Regions from separate parts of the Mus musculus genome. Here region 2 is linked to region 1. A link is a loop called in an ENCODE intact Hi-C map of the cell type or tissue named here. Cell type or tissue: left cerebral cortex. All regions are shown on one strand.

Region 1 (8,000 bases):
AAATAAATGCAAATGAGGAATCATAACTGCTGAGTGAAGACCAAGGTGATACAGAGTCGTAGGGTTTCTATTGCTGGGATGAAACACTATAACACTATGACTAAAGCAATTAGGGGAGGAAAGGGTTTATTGGTTTACAATTCCACTTCTTTTTTCATCATGGAAATAAGTCATGGAAGCCAATCAAACAGGGCAGGAATTGGGAGGCTGGAGCTGATGTAGAAGCCATGGAGTGGTTCTTACTGGCTTGCATTTCCTGGCTTGCTTAACCTGCACTTTTTCATTTTCCCTTGAGATAGAGTTTCTCTATGTGGCCCTGGATGTCCTGGAAGTCCCTTTGTGGACCAGTCTTATGGAACTATTTTCTCAATTGAGGTTCCCTCCTTTCAGATGACTGTTGTAACTTGTTGACATCAAATTAGCCAGCATAGACAGATTTCCCTTTTCTGTCCTCCACTTTTGTGATACAGTCTTGCTATATAACGCAGGCTGGTCTCAAATTTATAATCTCGTGTAACTAGCCTCAAATTAGTGATCCTCCTGTCTCATCCTCCTGGGGTAACAGGCATGAACCACTAACCCCAACTCTGGGGACAGATTTCTGTTTGCCACATTTTATAAATTAAAATTCTAAAAAAAAAAAAAAAAACTTTTGGACAGAGTGCTTTCTTTGTTTTGGGACATGGTTATAAGCATGTGCTCTGAACTCAGGCACATCTACACTCCACCCCTCTTTTAACCCTACAGCTTAATTTTCCGTCTTTGGGGTGGGATGGTCTATACTTTTAACTATGTTGATTTAAGGATTAAAGGAATACCATCTATAGGATACATAAAGCTTTGCCTGGCATGCCGTCTTCCCACCATCTAGTGCGTTGTTCAGAGTAAGGTCAGTAGCAGGTAACTAGCTGTAGAACAGGGAACACTATAATCCCACTCTCATTCCAGGCCATCTCCCAGGAGACTATAATCTGGGTGATATGAAATGTATGCAGCTAGAAGATGGGGCAGGGGTAGTCCTTGGGCTGGGGGTGTAGCTCATAGGCAAGGTTGCTTCTGTAGCATACACAGTAGCTCTAGGATTGATCTCCAGCATGGAAAGCAAAAGCCACTGTTATAGAGGAAACCGATCGTGTTTTGCTGGGCATGGTGGTGCAGATGGTATACCAGTAGTCCCAGCTACTTGAGGAACTCAGGAAGAAGGAATGCTTCCACTCACAAGTTCCACACCAGCCTAGGCAACGTACTAAGACCTCCCACATCCCTAAAAAAAGTACCACAATAAAACTCAAGAATAGGATCAATGGCACATTTATTTTATTATTTTATTGGATTCTTATGTATCTACCTCCCTTCCAATCCTCATTCCAACCTAATTTCTTCCAATCCCCCAACACTAACTAGGTAAGAGAGAAAGAAGGTTAGAAGGGAAAGGGGCATAGACCTCTATAGGCCACTTCCTGCTGACCATGTGGCAAGGCAAGTCTTCATCTTTGGAATATCGAGCAACTTAGCAATAGTGAGCACAACACCAGTGGGCGGCAGTACCTGCCTGCCACAGGCCATCTCAGGGCTTTTGAATTTCTAACCTTCTGGGGCTCTGGCATTTACACCTTCTCCAGTGTTCCCAGAATTAAACTATCTATGGCTGGCAAAACCCACGACCCTCCCCCTCCCCAAGAGCATCATAGTTAAGGACTGTGGACAAACAGAAGCATCCCTATATCCCACAGTTGGGATTTAAACACAAACATATTCATATAACATAGCTGGGAGTTTTTTGTTTATTTGTTTTTTTTTGTTGTTGTTTTTAAGAAACCAAAACTCAAGCTGGAGAAATAGCTCATTGGTTAAGAAAGGTCTGGAGTTCAATTCCCAGCAACCACATGGTGGCTCACAACTATCTGTAATGGGATCTGATGCCCTCTTCTGGTGTTGTCTGAAGACAGCTACAGTGTACTTTTATAAATAATAATAAATAAATAATATTTTTAAAAAATCTTTAAGAAGGAAAGAAAGAAAGAAAGAAAGAAAGAAAGAAAGAAAGAAAGAAAGAAAGAAAGAAAGAAAGAAAGAAAGAAAGAAAGAAACCAAAACTCTCACTACATGGGATGGCTGTTGAAAAAATAAAACAATTCTCTGTTACTTTGAAACCATGTTTCAGAGAGACAATGGCTTTGGCATTCAGAAGTGAGGGTGGGCCAGAAGTCTAGCTGGTCGAGGCACTACTTGGATTGGGGTTGGGCAAAATACAGGCAAAGTCCCGCCCCCCAGGTGTGAATTCATAGCAATGAAAGCCAAACTCTCTCTCCCCTTCTCTTTTGCCCCTCCCCTTCTTTCTTCTCTTTCCTACCCTCCTCTCCTCTCCCCTGTCCTCCCTTCCCCTCCCCTCTCCTGTAGGGTGTGTGGGACTATGCTACCAGACTGGCATTAGGACTTGTGAAGCAGGGTGTGCTCAAAGCCTGAGTATCTCAGACGTCTGAGATGGTAAGAGTGGAGCTGCCCACTCCCAACCTCCACTGACTGCTCGTGAGACCACCATCTGAGAGGACCGCGGGCACTCAGCCACTTAGCTTAGCACCTGGAGTACTCCTTGCTGATGAGATATCTGGATAGCCTTAGCCTTCAGCCAGTGACCTTCCCCTCCTGGATGTTCTCACGCCCCTTCCCCCAAAAGTATATAATCCCTGGTTCACCCAGATAAGGTGTATGCATCTACACTCATCCCCAGTTAAGCAATACAAACAAGCAAGGATGGTCTCAGAAATCTGCTTCATTAGAGATCGTTTCAGGGAAGGCCTTTGCCTAAATGAGCTGTGACATTAAGACTCCTGAAGGCCTTTTTTTTTTTTTTTTTTCTCCTGCCCCTCCAGTACTGCGCACTTGCTCTTGAGTGAATCTCTGGTTCCACTTTCCCCTTCCTGACCGGTGTGCAGATGCCCTGAGGGGAAGCGTCGGCAAGGACCCCAGTTCTTGACTTTCTCTCCAGGTAGAACACTGGCAGTGCACTGGTACTCAGAGAGAGGAGACTGGGAACCACTGCATTTGTCCCAGATCCTATTTTCCCCTTCTGGTCTGGTTGTGGACTCCTGGACTTTGCCCTGCCTTCTCCGGCAGGCGTATTGTATTGGCAGTGCCTGACACCTCTGGCAGATACCACATTCCCCTCCAGTCTCCTGTCTTCCTCCTTTCCTCTCCTTCCCTCCCTTCCTCTCTAACTCTTTCTCCCTTCCCTCTCTCTCCCCTCCCCTCGACCCCTCCCCTGCCTTCTTCTCTCCTCTCTACCCTCCCCGTTCCTCTCCCCCTCCCCTCTCCTCATTCCTGCCCTCTCCCCTCTCTTTTTATGCCTTTCTCTCTCTCTCTCTCTCTCTCTCTCTCTCTCTCTCTCTCAATGGCTAGCCTTAAATTAGGGCTTCTCCTACTGTTGCCTTCTAGGTTCAATTTGAATTTCCAAAAAGCCTAATCCGTTTTTAATTTCACGAGGAAAACAAAGAAAACTTTCAAAAATAGATCCACTTGACTATTAGCAAGGAAGACCAGCTCTTTTGGGGGGGGGGAGTTGGTTTTTTGAGACAGGGTTTCTCTATGTAGCCCTGGCTGTCCTGGAACTCACTCTGTAGACCAGGCTGGCCTCAAACTCAGAAATCCACCTGCCTCTGCCTCCCAAGTGCTGGGATTAAAGGCGTGCGCCACCACTGCCCAGCTCTTTTAAGTTTATTTGAATGAAGAGCCATCAATAGCCATCTATATGTTTCAGAACAGTGGCTTCCTGAGAGGAAAGAATAGAAGAAACTTCTATCACGGGGAGGGAGGGGGGAACGGGACGGCGGTGGGGGAGGGCGGGGAGCCATTGTTGGCTCCTGTTACTCCAAGCTCAGTTATGAAAGAGAAATAAGTTCTTCATATAAGCTCACTTATGTGAAGAGAGATAATAAGTAAGGCTCCTTTAGAGTCTCTGGTCTCATTTTTGTCCCTCTGGTCATTTATAGGGCTATTATCTGTACATATTTAAACTTTTGTAATTTGAGAGATGGTTCTAATAACTGGACTGGTGCCACATGCCTTTAATTCAAGAACTTGAGAGGTAGAGGCAGGTGGATTTCTGAGAAACCCTGTCTCGAAAAACCAAAACAACAACAACAAAAACCAATAATGAACCTAACAAACAAAAAAAACTTAAAAAAAAAAAAAACCAGACCCACATACCCAATATTTTCATCTTTCGCTCATATTCACTTTGGCGGTGGTGGGGGTTGCGGGTGGAGAGCCAAGGTAATGTAGTGGAAAGAGACAACAATACAGCTCATAAGAAAGTGGAGCATAACAATCTCCAACTTCAGGGAGAAACCTACGTTTGAGTGCGATCCCCCCTCCGCAGTACTCCCCCCTCCCAACTCGGCCGTCGCCTCTGCTAGTTTTCTGGAGACAGCTGCAGTCAACAGGAACCACGGACAGGTAGGGAGGAAGGGAGGAAGACCGAGAATTACAATGGCATGCATCAATTCAAGGAAGAACAACTTTTGTTGGAAGCTACAGCTGTAGTAGCATTGACTTTTGACAGCACCCTCAACGAATTTACACCTCATATCCGCACTATCTCGTTCCCGGTATGTTTTGACGTAATACCAAATTGAGAAGTGTAGGAGCTCAGGCTCATTTGTACTGATAAGTGTGTGTTTTTGGTAGTTAGTAAAATCCATTCAGTTGGCTCTACCAGTTCCAGGCAGGTTCTAGCATGGGATTGTTTTTGTTTTCGATTTTGTTTTATTTCTTATTTTATTTTTTTAGTCTCACTTATTCATGAAAAGGTCCTCTGTAGTAAATACACCTTACTCACCCAAGAATCGCCGTTTAGTGTCTTTCCCTGGGAAAGAACAACAGGACTCACAGCGGAACTTTGCTGCGGGTGGCTTGTGTTCCCGCCCGGGTGGCCGGGTGAGAGGGCCGGGAGGGGGAAGCTTTCTGGCGCGGACCGCGAGCGGAGGCTGAGAGCGCCGCCGCCGGAGAAGACCGACCCTCGGCCAGAGCCAGCCTGCGGCGCCCGGGCCTGGCTGGCTGCTTCCCGCCTCAGCCGCTTCTCCGGCTCCCGCCGCCGCAGACACTGTCCAAGAGGGTGCGGCAGAACGCGAGGTCCTACGGCCCAGCCCGGTCCGGTGCGGCCCGGATCCGTGGCACGGGAGGTGAGAGCCCCTGCGGTCCCCTTACTCCCTGCCGGGGCCGCTGGGACCCGCAACAATGGGGACGCGGCCAGAGTCCCCGGCGTGCAGCAGCCTGGGGTAGCAAGCTACTCCTGGCGGCTTGGGCCTTGGGGGGAGCTGCGTCCGACCTGGGAAACTCCAGTGACTGTAGGCTTGGAGGGGGTCTTGGCATCCACCCGGGACTTCAGTGGCTTGATATTTTGGGATTTCGTTGTCAAGGAAGGCAGTCGTAATTACCGAGACTGAACTACAGTGGCTATGCGCTCCTGATGTTATATTATAACACCGGCAAACCGTGCCGTGGTTTGAGGGAGAGGGATTGTGGTTCGAATTTTAGGGACCCCTGTGGCTTGGTCCCTAGTGGACATAGGTGTGGGTCTCTGAACTCCCTCGGGCCGTCTGAGAATTTGTTAGGCTGAGTCGGGTTTGGGGAGAAGAGGCATGGAGAGTTTAGCTTCTCTGAGGTAATTGGTGAGTAGTTCCTGGAAAGGCACGAGCTTAGTTGGGCACAAAAGAGTTGAGCTAGGAGCTAGATGGATCCTTCACGGCTAAGATGTATCCGAGTTAAGAGTGGTTCTCAGGTAGGAAACTTGTCACAGGAGTAGTGTTAGCTGCATTGGGTTAGGAAAAGGCCGATGCGAGCTGGGGAGGGAGGGAGAAGATGGCCGGCAGCTTCTGGGGTCGAAGAATTGGCTTTATGTGGGTCATGGTGGCTGTCTGGGAGTAGAACAAGAGCACTTTGCAGAGTGGGCTTCCTGCTAGAGAATGACCTCTTACTGCGGGGGAGTGTGTGACTCAGATCTGTTAGATTACTGCTCTTGCTGGCGGATGTGGCTGACTGTTGATGCCTGGACTTTGAAGCTGGAATGGGTATTTGGGGGGGCTTAATGAATTTGTTCTAGAGGAGAGGACAGTGTGGACCTTTCCTTCTTACTCCAAAGTCAGTGTGGTGGCTGTCGCCGGCAGTCATTTAAGTAACAAATTTCTTAATGGTATTTGACTTTAAAGCTTTTCTCTGTTCATTTTTTCCCCCTTTGCCCTCTTTTTTGAATTGTGACTCATATTTTGTTTTTAGCACTGTGGCTATTGTTTGTAATGATCCACAAACCTAGACCCCATAGTATGTTGTAATTCTTGGAGCTTTCAGTACAATTCTTCTAAGCCCAAACTAATGTAAAAGGCTTCACTAACTTTTTTTTTTTTGGTATATTTTAATATATGTAACTATAGAGGAGGATGTGAAAAAAAATCTTTATAATTTCTGCTGCTCAAAGCTCTTTAGACCCCTAAATTCATGAAGTTTCATTATCTCTTACTGCCATGAAGTGATTACATTGAATCTGCTAAATCTTTGTCGTTATCATCTCAGCATCCTTGCTCTCACAGGATTTTATCTTCACTACAAATATTAATTGTGTTGAGTGATTCTGTTCTAGAGGCAGTGTGTAAACTCCAGCTCTGATTCTTATAGCCACACACCAGAGCTCTGCATGCACTTTGCAGGCAGAAGTTGGTTCTTTATATATATTAAAGGGAAAGCTATATGAACAAAGCCATATCAGGATCAGTGCACCATCTGAATTTATCTTGAGTGTATAGGATGTATTTATTACCTAGTTGCAAGCTAGTATTGTCAAGTGAGAAGTGAAATAAGTAGTTCTTTGTGTGCCTGTACTGATAGTTGTTGTTGTTGTTGTTGTTCTCCTCCTCCTCCTCCTCCTTCTTCTTTTTAAAGATTTATTTAATTTATTTATATGAGTACACTGTAGCTGTCTTCAGACACACAAAAAGAGGGTATTATGATGGTTGTGAGCCACCATGTGGCTGCTGGGAATTGAACTCAGGACCACTGGAAGAGCAGTCAGTGCTCTTCACCGGTGAGCCATCTCTCCAGTCCTGTACTGCTAGTTCTAATTCTAGGGGTTTTTTCCCTTAAATTTAAGAATAATTTCTTAAATTATTAATTGCCAGGCCATGGTGGTACACAGGGTTTCTCTGTGTAGCCCTGGCTGTCCTGGAACTCACTCTGTAGACCAGGCTGGCCTTGAACTCAGAAATCCACCTGACTCTGCCTCCCAAGTGCTGGAATTAAAGGCTTGCGCTACCACTGCCCCACAATCTCTGTGAATTTGAGGCCCCCCTAGTCTACAAAGTGAGTTCCAGAACAGCCAGGGCTGTTTGTTACATAGAGAAATCCTGTCTCAAAAAAAAAAAAAAGATTTTATTACCATTATTATTATTATTTTATTTATTTATTTATTTATTTATTTATTTATTTATTTATTTATTTATTTATTTATTTATGGTTTTATATATGGTTATACAGGGTTTCTCTGTATAGCCCTGGCTCTCCTGGAACTCACTTTGTAGACCAGGCTGGCCTTGAATTCAGAAATTCGCCTGCCTCTGCCTGGGATCAAAGGTGTGCGCCACCACGCCTGGCCCATTATTATTTTAAATTTGCACATATGTGGATATGGACATGTATGCATGTGAGGGTGTGTGTGGAGGCTAGAGGTGTTAATCTTCCGGGAGCTAGAGTTACAGGCAGTTGTGAATTGTGAAGTGGGTTCAGGTCCCCTTCAAGAGCAGTACTCCTAACTGCTGAGCCATCCATCCAGCCTGTAGTTCTTTTTAAAACTCCTTTTTGAGACAGGCTTGGAATTCACTATCTATAACAAGGTGGCCTCAAATTCACAGAAATCTACTTGCCTCTGTCTTCAAGTGCTGGGCTTAAAGACATGTGCTGCAATGCCCAGCTCTGCATTTGTTTTTTGAGACAGGATCTCAAACTGTAGCTCA
Region 2 (8,000 bases), 58 kb after region 1:
GGCTAGGGTATAAATCCTGAAGTCTCATATTTAGTCTTTACTATCTTGGGATTTACTGTGGAGACCAGGCTGGCCTTGAAGTCACAGAGATCTACATGCCTCTGTCTCCCCAAGTCCTGGGATTAAAAGCATGCGCTACCACACATGTCTGGTGGGGACTTTTACTTAGCAAGGGTGACATACTAGTTAGTGGTTATATCACTGAGAAATATACCTCCTAGACCCTCAGCAACAATTAATTACCTATAGCTCTTCAGGGAGGGGTGGGGCCTTGTGATCCCTTTCTTCATCCACAAAGGAGTGCTGATGGACCCAGTTTTCTACTGGCATGCAAAACTCTTCTTTTTCTTAAAAAAAAAAAGTTTATTTTGTTTGGGTTGTGTGTAAAGTATTTGTGGGTATGTACATTGTGGCATTGTGTATAGAGGTCAGAAGACACGAAGACGTAGATAAAATTCAGTAGTCAGGCTCAGTGGCAATTGCCCTTTCTTCCCACTGATCTTTCTCATTGGCAGCCTTTTTTGTTGAGACAGGGGCTTTATGCCAAGATAGCCCAGTACCTATCTATCCAGGATGGTACCAAGCTCCTGGCAGTTCTTCAGTTTCCAGAATGCTGGTATTTGGCCACAAAAAAATCTTTATGATGGTATTGGATAGAGTCAATTAAATCTCTTTGCCACTGGGCTGAAAAGATCTGTTCTGTTTACAAATGATTCTTTACTATTTTTAGCCTGGATTCTGTTAAAGCTCACAGGGAGTGACTTGGGTCTTGAGGGAATGTTTAGCAATGTCTCACAGACTCTGCTGGTTGTTGCAGCTGGAGGAGTAGTCCTGCTGTGGGTAGAAGTAGGGAGGTCATCGGACACACTGCAGTGCGTAGGACAGCTCCAAACCAGGGTACTGGCAGACCCAAGAGGCACTGGTGCTGAGGCTGAGGCAACCTGTGAAACTTTGGGAACATTTACAAAGAATCTGTATTAGTTCCTCTCTGAGGGCTGAATCTACAGGACGACTACTTCTTGTCTTAAGTTGTTTCTTGAGTTGTAAGAGTTGGCATTGGGAGCCGGGCGGTGGTGGGGCACGCCTTTAATCCCAGCACTTGGGAAGCAGAGGCAGGCGGATTTCTGAGTTCGAGGCCAGCCTGGTCTACAAAGTGAGTTCCAGGACAGCCAGGGCTACACAGAGAAACCCTGTCTCGAAAAAAAACAAACAAAACAAAACAAACAAACAAAAAAGAGTTAGCATTGGGCCTTTGCCCCCTAATTTCTTGTTTTACCTTTTTATTTAAAAAGTTGTGTTATGGGGCTGGTGAGATGGCTCAGTGGGTAAGAGCACCCGACTGCTCTTCCGAAGGTCCAGAGTTCAAATCCCAGCAACCACATGGTGGCTCACAACCATCCGTACACGAGATCTGACTCCCTCTTCTGAAGTGTCTGAAGACAGCTACAATGTACTTTCATATAATAAATAAATAAATCTTTAAAAAAAAAAAAGTTGTGTTATGATATAGTATCTCAGTTTTGTGGCCCTAGCTGGTCAGGAACTATCTATGTAGACTGGGCTGGCCTTGAACTTACAGAGACCTATTTGCCTCTGCCTCTACCTCTTCAGAGTATGGGAATTAAAGACATGCCTCACCATGGCAGGCGTCTGCTGCTGCAAGACTTATTTATATTTATTTGTTTTTAAAATAATATATTCAGTTCATTAATCTTCAGTTATTCATCTTATGACATAAAATTGCTTTTTTTTGCTTTCTTTGCAAAACTTGGCTGTAGATCACTGTGTGTGTATTAAATTGCAACATCAAATATTTTACTATTTTTTCAAATAACTACTAACATTATACAAAAAGTGGCAACAAATGTCTACAATGAGCCAAATATATGTTTTATGATTATGAACATTGCTCTAACTTCTAGAAAACATGGACCACAACATCACAGTAGATTAGCAAGATATTATACAGTGAATTTACTTTTTTACACGTTGAAATTTTTGATTTTGTTTGTTTGTTTGTATGAGAATTTCATAACTGGGCACTGCTTCTAAATCACTCACCTTTCTCATTTCCCTTCCAGTTCCTTCAGTGCTCTCCACTAAATTCATGATCTCTTCTTTAATTATTATTGTTACATGTATATAGATATGTGCATATATCTACATTATGTAGATATACACATACTTGTCTATATGCATGTATGTATGTGTGCATATGTGTATATGTAACCTATGTAGTCTATTTAGCTTTGTTTGTATATTTATGCTTCAAGGTTGATCACTTAGGGTTGGATCCTGTGTGGGGGTGTGGCCCTGGAGGCATCTGATTCTCCTGCTTTCAGTATCTAGTGACTTCTTGAGCTGTTCTCATCTGGGTAGAGCCACGTGAAATTTCCCCTGTCTGCACTGGCATGTCAATTAGTGTTGTCTTTTTACAGGTCTGATTCTGGCAACTCTAGTTTTGAGAGTTCATGGGTATATTTTCCTTGTCATGTCTAGGGGACATGATCTATCAACAAACACCCTTGGCCTCTGGGTCTTAGAATCTTCCTTGCCCCCCTTTTCACTGTTTTCCCTGACCTTTAGGGCTAGAGATTGCAGTGCAGATGTGTCAGTTGGGATTATTGAGCACGTCATATTCTGCATTTTGACCAGTTGGAATCTCTAGTGTCTGTATGTTGCAAATAGATGCTTCTGTGATGAAAAAATAAGAGTCTCTTTTTTGTGTAGCCCTGGCTGTCCTGGAACTCACTCTGTAGACCAGAGTGGCCTTGATCTCTGAGAACCATCTGCTTCTACCTCTGATTAAAGGCATGCACCACCACCTCCTGGCAATTTTTATTTTGTTTTGTTTCGTTTTGTTTTTCCATACAGGGTTTCTCTGTAGCCCTGGCTGGCCTGCTCTGTAAACCAGAGTGGCCTCAAACTCAGAGATCTGCCTGCCTCTGACTCCTAAGTGCTGGGACTAAACATGTGTGCCAACCTGCCTGGTGGTGAGAGATCCTCTGATTTGTTGATATAAGGATAGACACTTAGAAAACAGAAATGATATTGGTTTAAGAAAGTGGCAGTAGTAAGCTCTCCTCTAGTGTCTATGACTTTTCCATGACTGTTCTAGCCATGAGTATAGTTGGCTAGATTTACAGTATCAAGCATGAATTCTCTCCTGTTAAATGGGCCTTAAGTCTAATTAGACAGCTCTTGGTTAACTCAGGCTACAACTCAGGCTCTCTTGCCCAGAGATGGTGTTGTCCCACATCAATCATCAGTCAAGGAAAGGCCCCACAGGGGCTGGGGAGATGGCTCAGAGGTTAAGAGCACGATTTCTCTTCTGAAGTCTCTGAGTTCAAATTCTAGCAACCACATGGTAGCTCACAACCATCAACAATGAGATCTGATGCCCTCTTCTGGTGTGCCTGAAGATGGCTACAATGTACTCATATACAAGAAAAGGCCCCACAGACATGGTTACTGGCCAGTTTGATCTAGGCAGTCCCTTACTAGAGACTCCCTCAAATAATTTTGGGTCTAGGAGACCTAACAACCTGAATTTGATATCTGGGACTCATGATGGAGAGAGAAAACCAACTCCCACAAATTGACCTCTGACTTCCACATGTAGTGGTACTCCCCCAAAATAAATGTACAGAATCCCTCCATGTTTTGGTAAGAATTGTGTAGACAATAAAAGATAGGCCTGAACCCTGTTAGTGGAAGGAGGGTTCATTTTAGCCAGGGTGGGACTGGTGGGGGCCTGGTGGGGCTTGAAGAAGGGAGTGTTTGTAAAATCAACTCTTGGTTTTGTTTTGGTCTCAAATTCTTTGTTACCAAGAATGACCTTGAATTTCTGATTCCTCTGACAACACCTGAGTGCTGGGAAGTTCAGGCATGTGCTACGATGCCTTCTATGCTTGTTCTAGTTTCTGTTGTTTTCCAGACAGGGTGTAGTCCTAGGTGTATTGGAACTTGCCCTGTAGACCAGATTGAATTTACACAGATCCACCTGCCTCTGCCTCCCAAGTGCTGAGATTAAAGGCATGTGCCACCATCACCAGGGTTCTTTTATTTTATTTTTTAAATTACTTTTATTTTATTACTTCATATTCCTATATAGCCCAGGCTGGTCTTAAATCACTCCTAAAACCAAAGAGTTTAGAAATATTTATTATTGCTCTGTTTTTGGCTTCAGGAAGGTCCTAACTGGCTGACTAACATTCTTGCCCATTAAAGTTTCTTTTCTTTGTAATTTTGTAGGGTCTCATGTAGCTCAGATTGGTCTCAAGCTCACTTTGTAGCTGAGATTGGCCTTCAACTATTAATCTTCTGTCTTTACCTCCACAATGCTGGATCGCAGGCATTCACCACTATACAGGACTTCTCTTCTCTTCTCTTCTCTTCTCTTCTCTTCTCTTCTCTTCTCTTCTCTTCTCTTCTCTTCTCTTCTCTTCTCTTCTCTTCTCTTCTCTTCTCTTCTCTTCTTTCTTTCTTTCTTTCTTTCTTTCTTTCTTTCTTTCTTTCTTTCTTTCTTTCTTAGATTTATTTATTATATGTAAGTACACTGTAGCTATTTTCATACATACCAGAAGAGGGCATCAGATCTTGTTACGGATGGTTGTGAGCCACCATGTGGTTGCTTGGATTTGAACTCAGGACCTTTGGAAGACCAGTTGGTGCTCTTAACTGCCGAGCCATCTCTTCAGCCCCACTTCTCTACTTTTTATGATGACATCTCATTATTTTCAAAGATAGTTTTGAATTTCTAGGCTGAAATGATTCTCCTGTCTCAGCCTCCTGGGTAGCTGGGGCTACAGGCACACTACATTTTTTTTTTTACCATAGATCTTATTTTATGCTTATTTGCATATCTAGTGAATTTTAAAGATTTGGTTGGATATAGTGGCTTACTCTGTAATCCTAGAATTTGGGAAGGTAAGGCAGGAGGATGCCTTGAGTTTAAGGGTAGCTAGCCTGTTCTCTAGAGAGAGAGGGCCCTAGTCTCAAATAATAACAAAAATTCCTTTGTACACATTTTATCATGCAGTTCTAATCTTTTTTTCTCAGAAGACTGTTCATTCTAATTTGAACAAGCAGTTCAGTTGTTGATTGATCACCTTAGTTTGAGAATCTTTGGGTTTAAACTTTAAAAAAAAGGACTGGGGAAGGACTAGCCTAGGACTTACTCGGGCAGTTATTCCTAAGGGAGAGCTTCCTATAGCCTCAGCTGTGCTGTAGGGGTGCTAATGAGGTGCTAAGGAGATCGGACAGCTCTGCAGCTCCCAAACTCCCACTGCTTCCCCAGCTCTGTTAAATGTTAGGGTTTTCTGCTTTTCTGCTGCCCCTGTCTTCTAAGTCCAGCTTGGTGTGTGCACGGATAGCCCGGTCTTGCCGTTGCAGACTCCTGGGCTCCCTCACTTGGACTTGCAGCTTTCTGTGCTCCAGTAGGAAACTGTCTCCTAGTGTTGACAGTCTAGCTCCCTGTGAGCTTCAGTGGTTTCAATTGCCGTTTCAATGCTTGACTGGGGCTCTGTAGCAGCATATGGCTATTTACTTGATGTGTGCGTGTGGGAAGTGTACGCACCTATGTAGAAGTCTGAGGACAAGTTGTAGGAGTTGCTTCTGTTCTTGCATTGTGTGAGTCCTGGGATTTAACTCAACAGGCTTCAAGGCAGCAGGCCATGTCATCGTGTGTTACTTAGTGGCAGCAGGCCATGTCTTCGTGTGTTACTCAGTGGCAGCAGGCCATGTCTTCATGTGTTACTCAGTGGCAGCAGGCCATGTCATTGTGTGTTACTTAGTGGCAGCAGGCCATGTCATTGTGTGTTACTTAGTGGCAGCAGGCCATGTCATCGTGTGTTACTCAGTGGCAGCAAGCCATGTCATTGTGTGTAACTTAGTGGCAGCAGGCCATGTCTTCATGTGTTACTTAGTGGCAGCAGGACATGTCTTCATGTGTTACTCAGTGGCAGCAGAACATGTCATCGTGTGTTCCTTCTCCACCACTCCCTTTTGTTTTTATTCTGATGTGACAGACGTAAACTTTACTTTCTTTTCTTTTTTTTTTTTTAAGATTTATTTATTATTATATGTAAGAACACTGTAGCTATCTTCAGGCACACCAGAAGAGGGCATCAGATCTAATCAAATTCAGTATATCTTTGGATGGTAGTACCATTAAAAAAATATATGGTTTACGGTGCACACCTGTAATCCCAACATTCAGGAAGTAGAGACAGGAGAATCAGGAGTTCAAGTTCATCCTAAGTTACATAATGAGATTTTAAAAAATGTAATGAATCATTTATCTTTAAACTTGTTATAAAATTTATAAAAGGTGAGGTCACCATTAAAGGCTAGGAGTAGTGATGGGACTTACAGCGAAATAGAAAAGGAACAATTATTTTGGAAATTTATTTTTATCAATTCTTTGAAAATGTCATACATGGATACTATGTATTTTGATCATATTCACACCCAGTCCCCTCCTTTAACTACTCCCAGATCCAACCCTATTCCCTCATGCTCTCCTAACTTTGTCTTTTTAAAATTTTAACCTTCCAGGTCTATTTTTCGTGTGTGTGTGTGTGTGTGTGTGTGTGTGTGTGTGTGTGTGTGTGTGCTCTATAGACCAGTCTGGCTACAGAAAAATCCACCTGCCTGCCTCTCAAGTACTAGGATTAAAGATGTTTACCACCATTGCCAGGTTCTCCAAGTCCAATTTATTTTGGCTGTATACTCACAGGTGTGGGGCCAACCACTGGCGTTTGGGCACATCTTCCAGGAACATGGCCCTTAAAAATGACAGTAGTCTAGAGAGATGGCTCTGTGGATAAGAACATTGCTGCTCTTCTAGAGGACCAAGGTTCAATTCCTTCACCCATATAGCAGCTCATAGCTGTTGGTAATATTAGTTCTAGGGGATCTGATGCCTTCTCCTGGCATCTTCAGGCATGCACACTGTTCACAGACATATAGGCAAGCAGAGTACCTATACACAATAAATTAAAACAACAGCAAACCCCCAATCCTGACTCTCCCTCTTAGAAACCTTCAATTGTCAATAGCTCTTCAACTAGGGGTGGGGAGTCACAGCTGGTCGTTCTTCCATACTGGAATGTTGGCTGGCTTTGGGGGAAATGCTAAGCAAAAATTTGATTGGGATTAAGACAGAATATCCAACAACTTCTGAACTGACTATAAACCTGTCTCTGCTACCCTGTGTTATACGTTTGTACACATGTATTCTCAGCATTGATTATAAAATTAAATTTTATTGATCAACTCTGAAACCCATTTAAGATGCTCTACATTTTATACCATTTACTACTATTTCCATACATGTGTAGAGACTGGAGGTCAACTTTAAGTGACTTCTTTATTGTTCTCACTGAACCTAGATCTCAGCTAGGCTGGCTGGTTGGCCAGCAAGTTCCTGGGGCACGTCTCTTGACTATGTAGGTACATGCTGCCATGTCTGGTTTTTAGGTGGGTATTGGGAATCTAAACTTGGTTCCTCATACTTTATCCACCGAGTCATCTCCTTGGCCCAAGATTTTATTCTTTATGTAAAAATAAACAAGCATATATACTTCAATGTGCAAATATGTTTAAATTTTCACAAATATAATTATATGTACACAAAAGAATTAAAATTTTAAATAGCATATATTATGTATGCTTGAATATCTTTATTATTGTAAAAAAATTTTGGGGGGGGGGAGGTAAGGTCTCACCTTATATTATTATAGCTCAGGAAAACCTAGAAGTCACTCTGTAGTCTGGTCTGTCTGGCCTTGAACTCAGTGATCATCCACCTCGGCCTCCTCAGAGCTGTGCTACAGGCATGAACCGCCCTGCCAGTCCTCCCTCTCTCCCTCCCTCTCAGGGCTGGGGCAGGGTTTCTCTGTGTACCCTTGGCTGTCCTGGAACTCGCTCTGTAGACCCTTGTAAAAATCACTTTGATCTCGTCTTATGGAAGTTTGTTTTTTAACTTGTATTTCACT

Evidence for each region. A loop is a pair of places that touch in the nucleus more often than their neighbours do. Peaks named below come from ENCODE experiments on the same cell type or tissue, not always from the same donor. Only the 100,000 strongest peaks of a DNase experiment are listed, where the experiment ranks them.
Region 2: a loop joins it to region 1, with 2.0 times the contacts of the local background. A loop is called at or near these places in 3 of 42 quality-filtered maps.

Annotation. Positions count from the first base shown.
Region 1 is chr9:106,786,160-106,794,159 of GRCm38, reverse strand. It overlaps Rad54l2 (RAD54 like 2 (S. cerevisiae)), which reads left to right and starts at 4,947. Exons shown (of 22, transcript NM_030730.2): 1 at 4,947-5,180. In left cerebral cortex, a CTCF peak has its summit at 4,977; DNase peaks (open chromatin) are centred at 4,937, 5,728 and 5,932; H3K4me3 peaks cover 1,952 bases; H3K27ac peaks cover 1,246 bases.
Region 2 is chr9:106,728,349-106,736,348 of GRCm38, reverse strand. All of the region lies in intron 2 of Rad54l2 (RAD54 like 2 (S. cerevisiae)), which reads left to right. Among named protein-coding and RNA genes, the nearest start is that of Tex264, 46 kb to the right of the region's middle. In left cerebral cortex, CTCF peaks have their summits at 3,427 (motif pointing left), 4,579 (motif pointing right) and 6,123 (motif pointing right); a DNase peak (open chromatin) is centred at 5,444.